2 separate regions of the Homo sapiens genome follow, and region 2 is linked to region 1. Evidence: chromatin contacts called from ENCODE Hi-C or POLR2A ChIA-PET data. All regions are on one chromosome and are shown on one strand. The core of a region is the stretch at or near the end of the contact, and the rest is flanking DNA. Distances in the headings are between cores, read along the strand shown.

Region 1 (7,029 bases), core at 3,521-6,020:
CACCCACCCATCCACCCACCCACTCACACATCCACATACCCACCCACCCACCCACCCATCCATCCATCCATCCATCCATCCACCCACTCACCCATCTACCAACCCCATCCATCCATCCAGCTATCCGTCCACCCCATTCATCTGTCCATCCACCCACCCCACCCACCCACCAGCCCCTGCTCTGTGCTAGGCCTACTGCTGAGTGCTGGGGGTACAGTGGTGGAGAGGATGGTCAACCTTCACCTTCATGAATTTGGGCATCAAAAGGGCATGCAGACCAAAGACAAAGACAAATAAAATAATTCTGAGTGGCCCTCTGAGCCATGGTAGGCATAAATAACAGTTTGCTAGAGGAAACCCAACTAGAGATGGAGGATTCCTTTGGGAGGAAGGGACATTTGAGCTGAAATCAAAAAGATTGGAAGCCAGACCCAGCAAGAAAGTGAGGGAGCAGCCGTGCAAAGCCTCGAGTAGGAAGGCGGCCAGCACCAGCAAGATGCTCAAAGCAGCCCCGTGTGTCCGGCGTGTGAACATGGACGGGCGGTCCAGAGAGGCACTAAACAGTGTGATCAAAGAGCAAGCACAGCCAGTGAAGTGAGGCCCAACTGTGCGCTTCTGTTTGCAGGAAAACGCAGAACTATTCAGGGCAGACACACTGAGCCTGCCCTGGAAGGATTATGTCATCTACATTGACGACATGGTCTTAGATGAATTTGACCAGTTCATTCGCAAATCTCTGAGTTTCCTAATGGACAACATGGTTATAGATGTAAGTTATCAACATAAGGTAATATATTTATGTATATGTATTCTTATCTGTTAGAATCTATAGTTTCTAGTTTCTTGATGAACAGGCTATCATTTTATAAATAGACTTATTAAAATATATCTTATGCAATCTACTTGACCTGGTTTTAAACCTGGAAGTCCTGCATTCCAGAATCCCCTCAGTCCCAGGCACTCAGGACCACTGGTCACTTTAAATCTGCCATAACATAAATTGGCTGCAGAAAACCTCAAGAGACCTAAGAGGCTGGTCCTGCCTCACTGCCAGGTGAAGGAAAGTGGACACCACTGCCCCCTACTCATGTGGATTGGGGGGAGGGTCTCCTGTCAGCAACAACAGCCACTCACCTACTTGATTATATACGGCTGAGTAGAAGGTAAACCAGTCAGCAAAGAGGTTGTGCTGGTTAATCCCATGGAGGCATGCTTTCCATGGCAATGGCCCCTTTCCTACCTGTATCTTCTTTTTATTTTATTTTTTTATTTTTTTGAGACAGAGTCCCGCTCTGTTGCCCAGGCTGGAGTGCAGTAGCATGATCTCAGCTCACTGCAAACTCCACCTCCTGGGTTCAAGCAGTTCTCTACCTCAGCCTCCCAAGTAGCTGGGATTATAGGTGCCCGCCACCACGCCTGGCTAATTTTTGTATTTTTAGTAGAGGCAAGGGTTCACCATCTTAGCCAGGCTGGTCTTGAATTCCTGACCTCATGATCGACCAACCTCGGCCTCCCAAAGTGCTGGGATTACAGGCGTGAACCACTGTGCCCAGCCCTGCATCTTTTTTGTTGAGATGGTTTCTAAATGATTTTGAGTACCGCCAGGAGGCCAAGATCAAAGGCTCCCCCAGGCTACCAACAACAAAGGAACGTGGCAGTGTCGTGCCCTTGTACCGACCAGGGAGGGTGGATGGTGTTTGAGTCTGGCATATGGGTCTCAGATGCCAGCTGGTAACCAGTCACAGACCCAAAATTCAGTTGACGAAAGTACTCGTCACTACAGACTGTCCCAGTGAAAGCGTCTCAACAAAAACCATAAAGAAGTCCCAGTAACAAAGGGTTCTCCTCAAAGAGTTCCAGGGAGTCCTCCTACTTTGTGAGTAGCCTGGGGGCAGGAGCCGACCTGAGTCTTTAGAGAAGTCTGGTCACACAATTGACCGTTTGTCCCAATTAGCACCTCACTCAGATACTGATACAGCCCCCTCCTGCTCATAGACAAATTGGGGGGCTCAAAAGCTCATAACCCACAGGTCCAATGGGGACTCATTCAGGGGGAGATCAGTGGCCACAGTGTGATCTCACAGCCTGGTGGATCCTGGCCCACATTTTGAGAATCGTTAGTTTGGCAGGAAGAGCACTTGGGTTCTCAATCCCATCACTGTAAACCAGAGCAGCACCTGCAGCCCTGCAGCCTCACAGGGGCCTCCAGAACTCTGTAAACGGGGACTTCCAAGGGAGAGGGACAGGCAGGCTTGGCCAGCCCCTGCAGTACCTGCTTTGTGTGTCAGTGATTCATTTAGCCCCTGTAGTAACCCAGAACAATGGAAACAATGTCTCCATTCTTTTTTTTTTTTTTTTTTTTTTTTTGGAGACAGAGTTTTGCTCTTGCCCAGGCTGGAGTGCAATGGCACAATCTCAGCTCATTGCAACCTCCGCCTCTTGGGTTCAAGCGATTTCCTGCCTCAGCCTCCCGAGTAGCTGGGGTTCCAGACACCCACCACCAGGCCCAGCTAATTATTTTGTATTTTTAGTAGAGACGGGGCTTCGCCATGTGGGCCAGGCTGGTCTCAAACTCCTGACCTCAGGTGATCCACCCGCCTTGGCCTCCCAAAGTGCTGGGATTACAGGCATGAGCCACTGCGCCTAGCCAACAATGTCTCCATTCTATAAAATATTTAGCCTCATTTTATATATTTGGGGAAACTGGGAGTTAAGTGACTCCCCAAGGCCTCAGAGCTGGCAAGTAGCAGGTGTGGGCTTTGAACCGAGGTCTGAGTTCTACCTGATCCTGCCCCTCCCCTTGCCCCAACCTGCCCCTGCCTGCTTTTGGCCTTGTGGCTGTACATTTGGCTCTGTAGCGATTGCTCAAGGAGCGGGGTGCGCTGAGACACGAGCTCTCAGAAGCTTCCCAGATAAGTGGAAGGCAGTGACACATTGATGGTACGGAGTGGATGATCAGGGCACTGAGAATCATCCGATGGAGGACAGAGGTGTTGACCACTGCCAACCCCACCCCTCTTTCAGGAGAGTATCGCTCCCCTGTTTGAGATCCGCATGGAGCTGGACGAGGATGGGCTGACCTTCAACCCGACCCTGGAGGTGGGCTCAGATCGCGGCTTCCTGGCACTGATCGAGGGCCTGGTCAACGACATCTACAACGTAGCCAGGCTCATCCCTCGGCTGGCCAAGGACAGGATGAACTACAAGGTCAGTCCTGGCCTCTTCTGGCCGTACACAGGGTCATCCATTGCTTTCCCCATTTGGTGTTGCCGCCCTAACTCGGCAAGGCTTCGCCGTTTACCTTTTCTTTTTTTCTTTTTTTTTTTTTGAGACGGAATCTCACTCTGTCGCCCAGGCTGGAGTGCAGTGGCGCGATCTTGGCTCACTGCAACCTCCGCCTCCTGGGTTCAAGCCATTCTCCTGCCTCAGCGTCCCGAGTAGCTGGGATTACAGGCACCCGCCACCACACCCGGCTAATTTTTTTATTTTTTTTTAGTAGAGACTGGGTTTAACCGTGTTAGCCAGGATGGTCTGGATCTCCTGAACTCATGATCCACCCGCCTCGGCCTCCCAAAGTGCTGGGATTATAGGCGTGAGCCACCGCGCCCGGCCCTGCTTACCTTTTAAATGACATCGTGTGACCTCTAGGATGACATGGCCACTTCTCTCCCCACTCCCACATCTGTCGTCCTTCCCAAAGCAGCTTCTTCTCAGTCAACCTGCCTGGGTTTCATTCCCTCATCATCCTTCCAACCCCCCGACACGATGCCAAGAGGGTAACCTTTCCCAACTTCCTGACTGTTCACTCAGTCCTGTAATTTTTTTGAGACAAGGTCTCACTCTGTCACCCAGGCTGGAGTGCAGTGGTTCAATCTCGGCTGACTGCAGCCTCTGCCTCCCGGGCCCAATTGATCCTCCCGCCTCAGTCTCCCAAGTAGCTGGGATTACGAGCATGCATCACCAAGCCCAGCTTGGTGATGTATTTTTTTGTAGAGATGGGGTTTTGCCATGTTGTTGCCCAGAGTGGTCTTAAACTTCTTAATTTTTTTATTTTTTGAGACAGAGTCTTGCTCTGTTGCCCAGGCTGGAGTGCAGTAGCATAATCTCAGCTGACTGCAACCTCCGCCTCCTGGGTTCAAGCGATTCTCCTGCCTCAGCCTCCTGAGTAGCTGGGACTACAGGTGCATGCCACCATGCCTGGCTAATTTTTCTTTTTTTTTATATATTTTTAGTAGAGACGGGGTTTCACCATGTTGGCCAGGATGGTCTCAATCTCCCGACCTTGTGATCCACCCGCCTTGGCCTCCCAAAGTGCTGGGATTACAGGTGTGAGCCACCGTGCCCGGCCTCAGTCCTGTAATGTAAACACTGATTCTCCCAGTACTCAGGCAATTTGACAAATGTGCCTCCCACTGCCTTCTGAAATCATCTCGTCTAAACGCATCAAACAAGACACACGGAGAGCCTGGCCAGGCTCTGGGGTAGGAAGGACAACAAAAGTCATGGGAAATTCAGCTCCCCGCTTAAGGGAGGTTTGAGGTGGTGTGTTTGTCAAAGCACCTATTTGTATAGCAATAAAAAAAAATCTGAAAAGACTTAAGTGACCTAAATGTTTGTGGAAGAGGGGAGTGGCTTGACCAATTCTGGCCCAAACCCAGATTCTGTGAATTGTCACAATGAGCCAAGGATGGAAAGGTGTTGTGACAGGTTATTAGACATTTATCAAGTTACAGAACAATGTTTAGAATATGGTTTCATTTGCTTAAACAAGCAAAAATCTGGGTGAGTGCTTACCAGGAAGGGAGGAAGGAGGGGAGGGGAGAGGGATGTGGCTGCAGGCGTTTCCTCTCATGCATTTCTGCGTTGTTTGAATTGTAAAATAATGGACACGTATGATTTGTCATAACATATATTTACAGCGAGATGAGCTGTCCTGTCCAGGAGGGAGGGATGTGCGTGTGCTCGTGTGTGTACGCGTGTGCTTGGATGCATATGTGCCCGTGTGCGTATTTGCATGTGTGGTGGGGAGGCATGCTTGTACAGAGGTGACATGAGGACACGAGGGAACAGCTAATGACCTGAGAAGGTCAAGGACAGCTCCTGAGAGGAGTGGGCGTGTGAGCGGATTCTGGAAGGGTGGGAGGAGGTTTCCATGCTGAGAAGATGGCTGTGATTTTAGGCCCAAGTGCAAGCAGCAAGCTGTTCCAGAGTTGAGAATAGAATTTGCCCCAGTTATGCAGACGCTAGGTTAGCACATGTCCTCAGAATCAGTGTGTCCCGGGTGTGCCCCTCCCACTGTCCCCAAAGCAGGCTGCTCTTGGGCACCCACGGTTGCTGCAGACAGAGCTGCTCCACCCCTGGGCTCTGCCAGCACAAACACTCAGGCTGCCTTGCAGACACCCTGGGACGCTCAGGCAGAACATTCCAGAGCTGAAGGGCCTGTTGCCCAGGAGAAGGGTCCCTCGAAAGCCTGCTGGTCTAGCAGAGTCTTACCTGGTGCCAAGCTGTGGAAGACAATGAGAGAGTCAGGCATCTAGACTGCTGGGTCCCAGGGCCACTTCCCAGAGACCCAAGTACCCTAGCTTGGTGGCAGAGAGTACCCAAGGGATGCTTCCCATGGGTACCAGGGTGGCCAACCCAGAGGAGTTGGGTCAGGACAAGGAGGAGATAGAATGTGGGCCCCAGGCTGCCACAGGGATTTAGAGAGCTGAGCTGCCCACAGGGGACACCAGCAAGGGGCAGAGACCCCAGGCAGCAGGTCTCACCTGCCTCTGGTATGCCAGGCTGCCACCAGCCCAGCCCAACTGGAACTTGGATCCCACCTGGGGAGATCCAAAGGACTGCAGGGGACAATCTCAGCTGGAGCAGGTAGATGCCTGGAAGTTACAACACTGAAATCCAGAAGCACCTGCCTGTGCTCTGAACACTGCACTCCCAACCCTGAGCAGAAAGAGGGGCCATGAGGAGGGGTGGGAGCCAAATGTCAGGCACAGGCGAGCCCATGGCTGAATTCTGAAGCACACACCAAATGCTTTCCTGCAGCCACGAGGAGCTTCAGGTTTCTCTCCCCTGTGGCTTCTTTCCATCCACAACTTACATGCAGGGTGGCCCGGCCCAGCCCTAGGGCCAACCTTCCCCTTCCATCCCAGCCCCACTGACTTCACCTCCTCAATTACACCGTTTCCTCGTGCCACCCCTTACCAACGAGGTCCCCTGCACAGACAAGATCTCCATGCACATCTGGGTCCCGATGGGGCCTCTCTGCAGCTGTCATGTGGGCTCTGGGCTATAGGCTGTCTTCAGTTGTCTGGTACCTGACCCTGGGTGATTTAGGGCAGGGGAAATACTGGCTTGGTGTGAGAGTTGGGTAAAGGGGAGTGGTTGAGGGTCGGCTGGTTTGCATATGCATGCCCCCAGATGAGCCTTTTGCTATCTCAAAGAATTGCCTAGCCCTGGGAAAGGCCGGCTCTTCCTGGCCCATAAGGTTTTTTTATTTTATTTTTTTAAGATGTCAAAATTGGGCTGGGCGCATTGGCTCACGCCTGTAATCCCAACACTTTGGGAGGCTGAGGCAGGTGGATCACCTGAGGTCAGGAGTTTGAGACCAGCCTGACCAACACGGTGAAACCCCGCCTCTAATAAAAATGCAAAAAATTAGCCAGGCATGGTGGTGGGAGCCTGTAATCCCAGCTATTTGGGAGGCTGAGGCAGGAGAATCACTTGAACCTGGGAGGCAGAGGGTGTAGTGAGCTGAGATCGGGCCACTGCACTCCGGCCTGGGTGACAGACCGAAACTCTGTCTCAAAAAGAAATAAGATGTCAAAATTTCATAAGATGCAGACAATAAAAATGTGATTAATACACACACCGACCACCTTGGGATTCTCCAGTCCTGTATATAAGCCAACGAGTTCTCTCTTTGCTTAACCAGTTTGGGTTGGGTTTTCTGTCACTGGCAACTAAAAAGATCCGTATAGCACTGGCCTCTCGTGCTCTCTGCTCTAGCCACCGACAGTAGACTTCCTTTAG
Region 2 (7,029 bases), core at 2,357-4,856, 150 kb before region 1:
CATCTCTCTGCACACACACAAAATATCTTCACCTAATGTCAGCAATGATAATTTAGGAGTGATTGGATTTGGAGTATTTTTAAACCTTTCACCTGTATTCTTTTCTACAATATTTAGTTCTTTATAATAAGCAATTCGTATTTTTACAGCAACAGTGATTGTTCTTAAAGACAAATTTAAAAAGCCAAAGACGTTGGCCTCGGTTATTTCCCTCTTCACAGGGGAAGGGAGTGGTTATTGGGCACACACAAGTCATCACTGAGGGGTGCAGCCTGCCTGTTATTAGGCCTGCCAGAGTCCAGTGAAAGTTCTAGGCAGGGGCCTTTTTAATATTTGGGATTTTACATTGCTGCCCAGCAGCTTAACGTTTAGTTGTTTCCATCAGTGGTTCTCATTCTTCTTTCACTCCAGCACTGAGGGATAGCGTGAGCACCTGTCTGCGATGCTGGCTCACTCAAGCCAATTCTCAAGTGGCAGGATGAGTGTGCTGAGAAGAGCGAGGAGGGCCACGCTCTGCAGGATGGAGCAGGAAAGAGGGGGGGCCAGGAAGGATACCAGAATCCCCAGTGGGTTCTCCCGGTGACCAGGAGGGTCTTCTTATAACCTGGTCCCCACTCCCAGGCTGAAGAGCATGGGTGTAAATCATCTTGGTTTAAAATCATATTCCATCAAGAATGTGCATCATGCATATGTAACCTGGATGCCGCAGGCCTCACCAGTCAAAGAGTATACATTATGTCACATACTTATTGAGGTCCAAAGTGTGATTACTCTTAGACCACCCACCTGCTCGCCTGGTGATGCCTCAACCCAGTTAACCCAGCGGAATCCTCAAAAGGTGCAGGCACCAATTAAACCCTAGAAGTGAGAATGGGGAGGGTAAAAACCAGAAGCAGAATTGGCTGAGAACTGTTTAGGAAACAGACCAGCTGTTGCCCTCACCTCATGCCCCTGAGGGCCTGTCCCCACCACCCAGGCAGAAGTCTGAGTGCTCGCTCACAGGAGAGACTGACCAAGCATTTCTGGATGAGGGACTCTAGGCCCAGTTGAAGGTGGGGGCATTTTCCCCAGACAGGAGTGTGGGGTAAATGCAGCCTTCTCGAATGCTGAGGACTTCTCCCACCCCCAGCTTCTCCTCACTCAGCTCTCAGAACCACAGGTAGCCAGGTCTGTAGCTTGCAGACAGAGTGGGAAACTTCTCTGCCCAAGAAGAGATGCGTGAGGTTATTTAGTCAGATTCCCCAGCAGACAGCCTAGTGAGAGGGCCCTTGTAGATGGTCACAGTGCACAGGCTTCAGGTCCCAGTCAGCTCTTAGTCTTCCACTCTTCAAATGGGACAACCAAGGAGTCCCAGATACCTGAGGAATTCCTGCCGGCTGAGAGCAGGTAGAGACCAAAGCAGCCGAACAGCCAAAGAGCAACTTGGATGAGAGAGAGGGAGGGGTCCAGGAAGAAGAAGGGTCCACCACCAGCTGTGAAGAGACTCAGCCGTCTCAGGTGACATCACAGCTGCGAAACAAGAACAGGATCCTGTATGAAGCCACGGAACAAAAATAATAAAAAAAAATCCTCCTGGAAATTCAAAGCATGGTAGAAGTGAAAACTCAATGGAAAAGTTGGAAGAAAAGCATTAAGAAAATCTCCCAGAAAGAATAAAAAGGCAGAGGGAAAATAATAAAGGAAAGACTTTTATTTTCCAAAGAAGAACTAGTCCAGGAGGTCTAGCATGTTCCAGAGAAGCTGAGAAAACAAAGAGGGGGTAACCCTTGACAAAATAATTTTTTTAAACCTCCCCCAAACGATGGATGTGTTTCCAGGTTGGAAGGCTTACTGAATACCCTGCATGATGACTGAAAATGAATGCACGCCAAGGCTGCCTCCTTAGGGGGCCTCAGAACACTGAGGACACAGAGGACGGCAGTCGTGTGCAAAGCACCAGCAACCAGAACAGCTTTGTGTAGGGTGATATTGAATGCTGAAGGCAGGAATGCTGGGCTTCCCAGTCTTGGAGGAGGGTCACGTCCAGCCTAGACTGTTAGGCACAGCCAGATAGCAGCCAGGTGTGAGGGTCCAATAGAAACATTCTTAGCCAAGTGAGATTTCAGAAATGTTACCACCCACACACCCTTTCTCAGGATGCTGGTGGAGGACAAAGGCCTTGGCTGTAGGAAACCAGAGATCTTGAAACCTCTTGTTTCAAGAGAGGAGGGAAGAGTGCTCTGGAATGGAGAGTGCTGAGGTTAAGGATGAAGCAGTTTACCGAGTATCAAGGCAACCAGTCCAGACTGGAACAGGTTTCAGAGGCTCCAGGAAGGATTACTTCAAGAAATGAAAATTAATAGGATGCCTGATACAAATTAGCATTAGCAAGGAGATTTTGATAAGAGGTTAACCATTTGCAATTGGTTTTGGTGGTAAGGTCACAGAAATATAAATCAAAGGAACAACCCACTTCTCCACCCTCCATAATTTTGGTTCCAGTGGGGAAGGAAGCTTTTCAGGAAGGAAAAAATTAGGAAGTTCACTATATGGCACAGGTCGGAAGAGAAACGTGGTGTTAATGAAGACACTGTGTATAGCCCTACCTCAGATGACCAGATAGTTATTTTAGGAGGACGGGGAATATGAATATGCCCGGGTAAGAGGAGCTCAGTCCTCTTCTGTAGATAACATCTAAAATCAAGCAGTCAAAAGGCAGTTCTAATATGGTATTTTGGAGATGTGTGAGATACAGAGGTAAAGACCAAGCAGGTTGGCTTGAAGAAGTTGGAAATAGTTGCTAGCCAGGATGGGGAAATGGCTGAAAGACTCTTTTTCGCTTTTAGAGAACTCATAGAACTGGTTGGTTTTTTTTTTTTTTTTTTGAGACAGAGTCTTGCTCTGTCACCCAGGCTGGAGTGCAGTGGCGCTATCTGGGCCCACTGCAGGCTCCGTCTCCTGGGTTCACACCATTCTCCTGGCCAAATATAAAGACTTTAACAGTGCTAGGACTTGGCCATGGGTTGGCTGGATATCAGGGGACTGTGAAACTGCCGTCAGGCGTGTGCTGGAAGTGTCTGCGGTGCCGTGCCCTCTGTAGATGAGATGGGACTAGTTGGCGGGTGCAGCTCTGTTCTGGACAGGAGTCAAGGTGCCTTTGGAAATCCAGGTGGAGTTGTCAGGATGGCAGTGTCTCTGAGGATTGTACTGTCTGGCGGTGGGGCGATGGACAGAGGCAGTGAGTGGTTAATGGTCAGACCCACAGCTGCAGTCCCAGGCATCGGGGCGCTAGGGTGAAACTAGGAAAGGCTTCCTGGAGTTGTTGCCCCAGAACTGAGGCTTCAGAGGTGAGTGGGAGAGCCAGGCAAAGGGAAGAGGGAAAGGGGCCCGCACACTCCCTGCTTGAGGACCGTGCCCGGGTCACTGCCGGCCACACTCTCACGGTGTCTGTTGAATCTTCTGGTCTTTCTACTCGCGGAGGACTTAGCAGTTATATTGACAATCCTCAGACATTTTTGGTGTTATTCTTGTTTAGAATGTAAGGAGTTCCCTCAGGCTGATTTATGAACTTCATGTCCTGGGAGAAAGCAGGAAAGTTCGGCTGAGTCACCGGCGAGGAATCTGACAGTGTGTGTCCTTAAACTGTGATCTTAAACTTCCTCTCTTCAACTGTTCTGTAGGATAAGGAGCCCCGTGGAATCATCCCTTTAGAGAATCTGAGTATCCGGGAAGTGGAGGACTCCAAAAAACCAGTGAGTATTTTTGCTGAGATATTTTGAGGGGAGAAAGGGGATGGGCATTTCAAAGATTTTTTTTAAAAAACTCAAAACCAAAAAACTGAAAAGCGTGATCAGGCTTTTATTTAGTCTAATTTTTTATTATATTGTTCAAGCCAAAGATGAGACTCGAAATCACTTCTTCCTGTGCCGTCTGTCTGCTTTATCGTTTCACTTAGTGAATGTCACATGGGGTGTAGAAGTTGCCCCTCCTGCAATGGCAGCGGCAAGCACGCAGGAGTGGGCTATGTAGTTTATACCCTTGGGACACCTCCCGTTTAGTTTTCCTTTGTTTTGGGCTGTCAGGATGTTACTGGCTTGAAGTTAAAGTCGTGAGTCACCTGCAGTTCTCTCCGCATTTTACGTACATTGCAAGTGGGGCCAGCTTATATCAGGCCGGTGTGTTTGCAAACGAGACTGACTTCTATACAATTTACAGTCTCTAGAATTCCGCTTCTAGGCTTCACTTTTCCACAGGAAAATATGTATTCCTTGTATTTTGTGAAGGTCAGAAGAAAGGGGTTTTGGGGAAAGAAATCAGCATGTTTCTCAGTTAACAGCTTCCTTTGCTCCACTCTCTCCCTCTCTGTTTTGATTCTCAGAACTGCTTTGAGCTTTATATCCCCGACAATAAAGACCAAGTTATCAAGGCCTGCAAGACCGAGGCTGACGGGCGGGTGGTGGAGGGGAACCACACTGTTTACCGGATCTCAGCTCCGACGCCCGAGGAGAAGGAGGAGTGGATTAAGTGCATTAAGTAAGTGACTGCTGAGAAAGGGCAGTGCGCGCCTGGTGCAGCCCTCACCTCACCAGGTGTTGATCATCTTAGTGGTTAAACATGCCGCCCGCATCTCTTCTGTGCTCCAAGTTCTTAGGGAAGCTTCGTCCTGGTTCCCAGCTGACGGCTTCCCAGGAGGCCTTTGGATTCTTGGCTATTATAGCATATGTAAGAGAGCACGTCCCATCTGGGTTCCCCACGTGTCCTCATAGACCCAAAATAGGAAGAGGCGAGTGAGCTACCCACACAGATGCCATCTGCTCAACTGGTCTTTCTGTGTCTGACGAAGCCGCTCTCATTCTCATAGTGACAGCTCAGAGGAGATAGTAGTCATGTTCTGTAATTTGTGAATCCTGTGAGACACCATTTTCCTAGCTACAGATGAGGAAACTGAGGCCCATAGAGGTTAAGAAATTTGCTGGAAGTCACATACCGTGATCCAAGGTCCGGGAGGAGGGAGAAGCTTCCTCAGGGTTCCACAGCTAAGAAGTGGAGCTCCCAAGTCCAGGCCTCTGACTCCTACCTCTCGGCTCTGTTGGCTCCACTGGGCCACGCCATGTAAGGTCTATCACGGGGCTGGAAATTTCCTCATGTGACAAGTATCTGGAAACATGGCTTTCTAAAGTCAGTTGGCTTCTCTTGCTTAATGTTCTTCCCTGGGACTTGGTCTGCCTGGCTCTCCCTCCAGTCCCTGTGCGAGGGTCAGCAGTGAGCATTCTGACTTTGCCTTCTCTCAGTGATGCTTTCTCCTCCCTCCAGTCCCTGTGCGAGGGTCAGCAGTGAGCATTCTGACTTTGCCTTCTCTCAGTGATCCTTTCTCCTAAGAGCACAGCCTTGCCCTCTCCCTCCTGGTGCTTCATCCATGAGAGTTCACCTAGCTGTTTTCCTGAGAAAGACTCCTCAGCTGCCTGTGTGACTTCACCTGGAAGACAGGGAGAATGTGCCCACAGGTGACTGCGAAGGTCCCTGTAAGTCCTCTGTGTACTGTGTGACGGGCTTTCTCCCACCCAGGCTACAGCCCCGTTCCCGAGGGTGTGCAATATCCTCTAGCCTTTGTTTTATCTTTTGGTATTTCTACTCAGACCAGTGTAGGTTTTGGCCCAAGCTAAATACCTTAAAACTGACTGAAGATGGAGATGATGTGATGATGGAGGGAAAGGAATAGATGATTTATCCTCTCAAAAGTAATCTGAAAATTCATGCAATGAAAACAGACAGGAACCAGCTGGAGAGAGGATGGATTTGGCGCCAGGTCACGCTGCGCTGAGACTCCTCGCTCTGTCTCTCTGAGCGCAGTGCCTGGTAGGTGGGTAACCTACCTCTTCTGTGTGATAGAGGTCATTTCTGCCTCATGGGGCTCTTTTGAGGATTAAATGAGATTGTGTAGTGGGCATGGGGTTTGGCAGCTTCCCTGGCATGACAGCCATCATGGGAAGTGTGGCCCTGAGCGGGGGCCAGCCCACCCTCCATTGAGCAGACGCGGTGCCACGGTGTTTTCAGAGTCCCCTACCAGTAATGGCACCAGCCCTGTGTTCTGGGGAAGAAAACAGCAGTGTTGTGGGGGACCGGTATCCTTTTTTTTAACATACTGAAAAAAAAATTTATTGAATCATTATGAAATGTATTTTTTATATAAGATTTGAAGTAAGGGTTTAAGTTTGTTCTCATGAATGAATAGCTGATGGTCCGGACACCATTTATGGATTCATTGGCATCGCCCCCACTGACTTCATATGCTCTCCTTAGAGTGTACCCAGCTCCCCCACCACGCTTCATGCACCTGTTGCTCCACCGCGCCTCCCAGCGTGAGCGCCGCCCGCCCCTCCCCCTGTGGCATCGTGGTGTCCTTTGACTGTGCTGGCTGGCGAGTTCCCTGTCCTCCCTCACTGGTCTTTCAAAACAGTTTTGGCTGGTTTTGTACATGTGTCTTTCATATGGTTTTTACTTCTATAGTCAGAAAAACTAAGCATTTTTCAAAGTCACATTTAGAATCATTCAATCCTTTCATGAGCGTGAGTGCCAAGTTCTCCTGTGGGCTTGCTGGACTCCTCTGCTCTGTCCCGGAGCGGGCTGGCCTCAGCCTCGGGATCTGCAGACACCCCCTTTGGCACTCTGCAGGCACACTGTCCTCAAACCTTCTTGCACCCAGTGCGAGGTGGGACCATTAGGATTATCCCCATTTCACAGATGAGGGACACTGAGGCACAGCAAAGTTGAGTAAGTTGTCCAAAACCCCACAGAGGTGGAGCTGGTCCTCAAACCTGAGCAGTGTGACTCATGCAGCTGCACTGGTAACCACCGTGCAGCCTCAGCTGTCCTTGGCCCTAGATACTCCTCCCAGTGGAAACATTGGTGACAACAGGAGCAGGAAGATGATCTGGCTGGTGGATGCCTCCTCCCCAGTATTGCCAGAAAGGCTTTCGAGGTCAAGTTCAGGACGTGTTTTCCTCTCACGAAGTGCTTTTCCTGGAGTTCCCAGCACCCTCAGTTCTAGTG

The links. A loop is a pair of places that touch in the nucleus more often than their neighbours do. ChIA-PET counts read pairs that join two places held with the same protein, here RNA polymerase II (POLR2A).
Region 2: a loop to region 1 is called in a map of PC-3, with 8 times the contacts of the local background. The contact joins two enhancer-like sites. A Hi-C loop is called at or near these places in 1 of 168 maps with a recorded cell type or tissue (PC-3). POLR2A ChIA-PET finds 5 or more read pairs at or near these places in 3 of 52 experiments (A549, AG04449 and BJ).

The regions. Positions count from the first base shown.
Region 1 is chr17:78,533,477-78,540,505 of GRCh38, reverse strand. It overlaps DNAH17 (dynein axonemal heavy chain 17), which reads left to right. Exons shown (of 81, transcript NM_173628.4): 18 at 626-769; 19 at 3,025-3,207. Among named protein-coding and RNA genes, the nearest start is that of DNAH17, 40 kb to the left of the region's middle. RefSeq lists an enhancer at 6,939-7,029. Within about 2 kb of position 4,770, at least 6 of the 41 ENCODE cell types and tissues checked have a DNase peak (open chromatin) inside an H3K27ac peak, as active enhancers do; they include PC-3, where a contact is called at or near this core.
Region 2 is chr17:78,677,673-78,684,701 of GRCh38, reverse strand. It overlaps CYTH1 (cytohesin 1), which reads left to right. Exons shown (of 14, transcript NM_004762.6): 12 at 3,660-3,731; 13 at 4,358-4,512. Among named protein-coding and RNA genes, the nearest start is that of SCAT1, 49 kb to the right of the region's middle. Within about 2 kb of position 3,606, at least 6 of the 41 ENCODE cell types and tissues checked have a DNase peak (open chromatin) inside an H3K27ac peak, as active enhancers do; they include PC-3, where a contact is called at or near this core.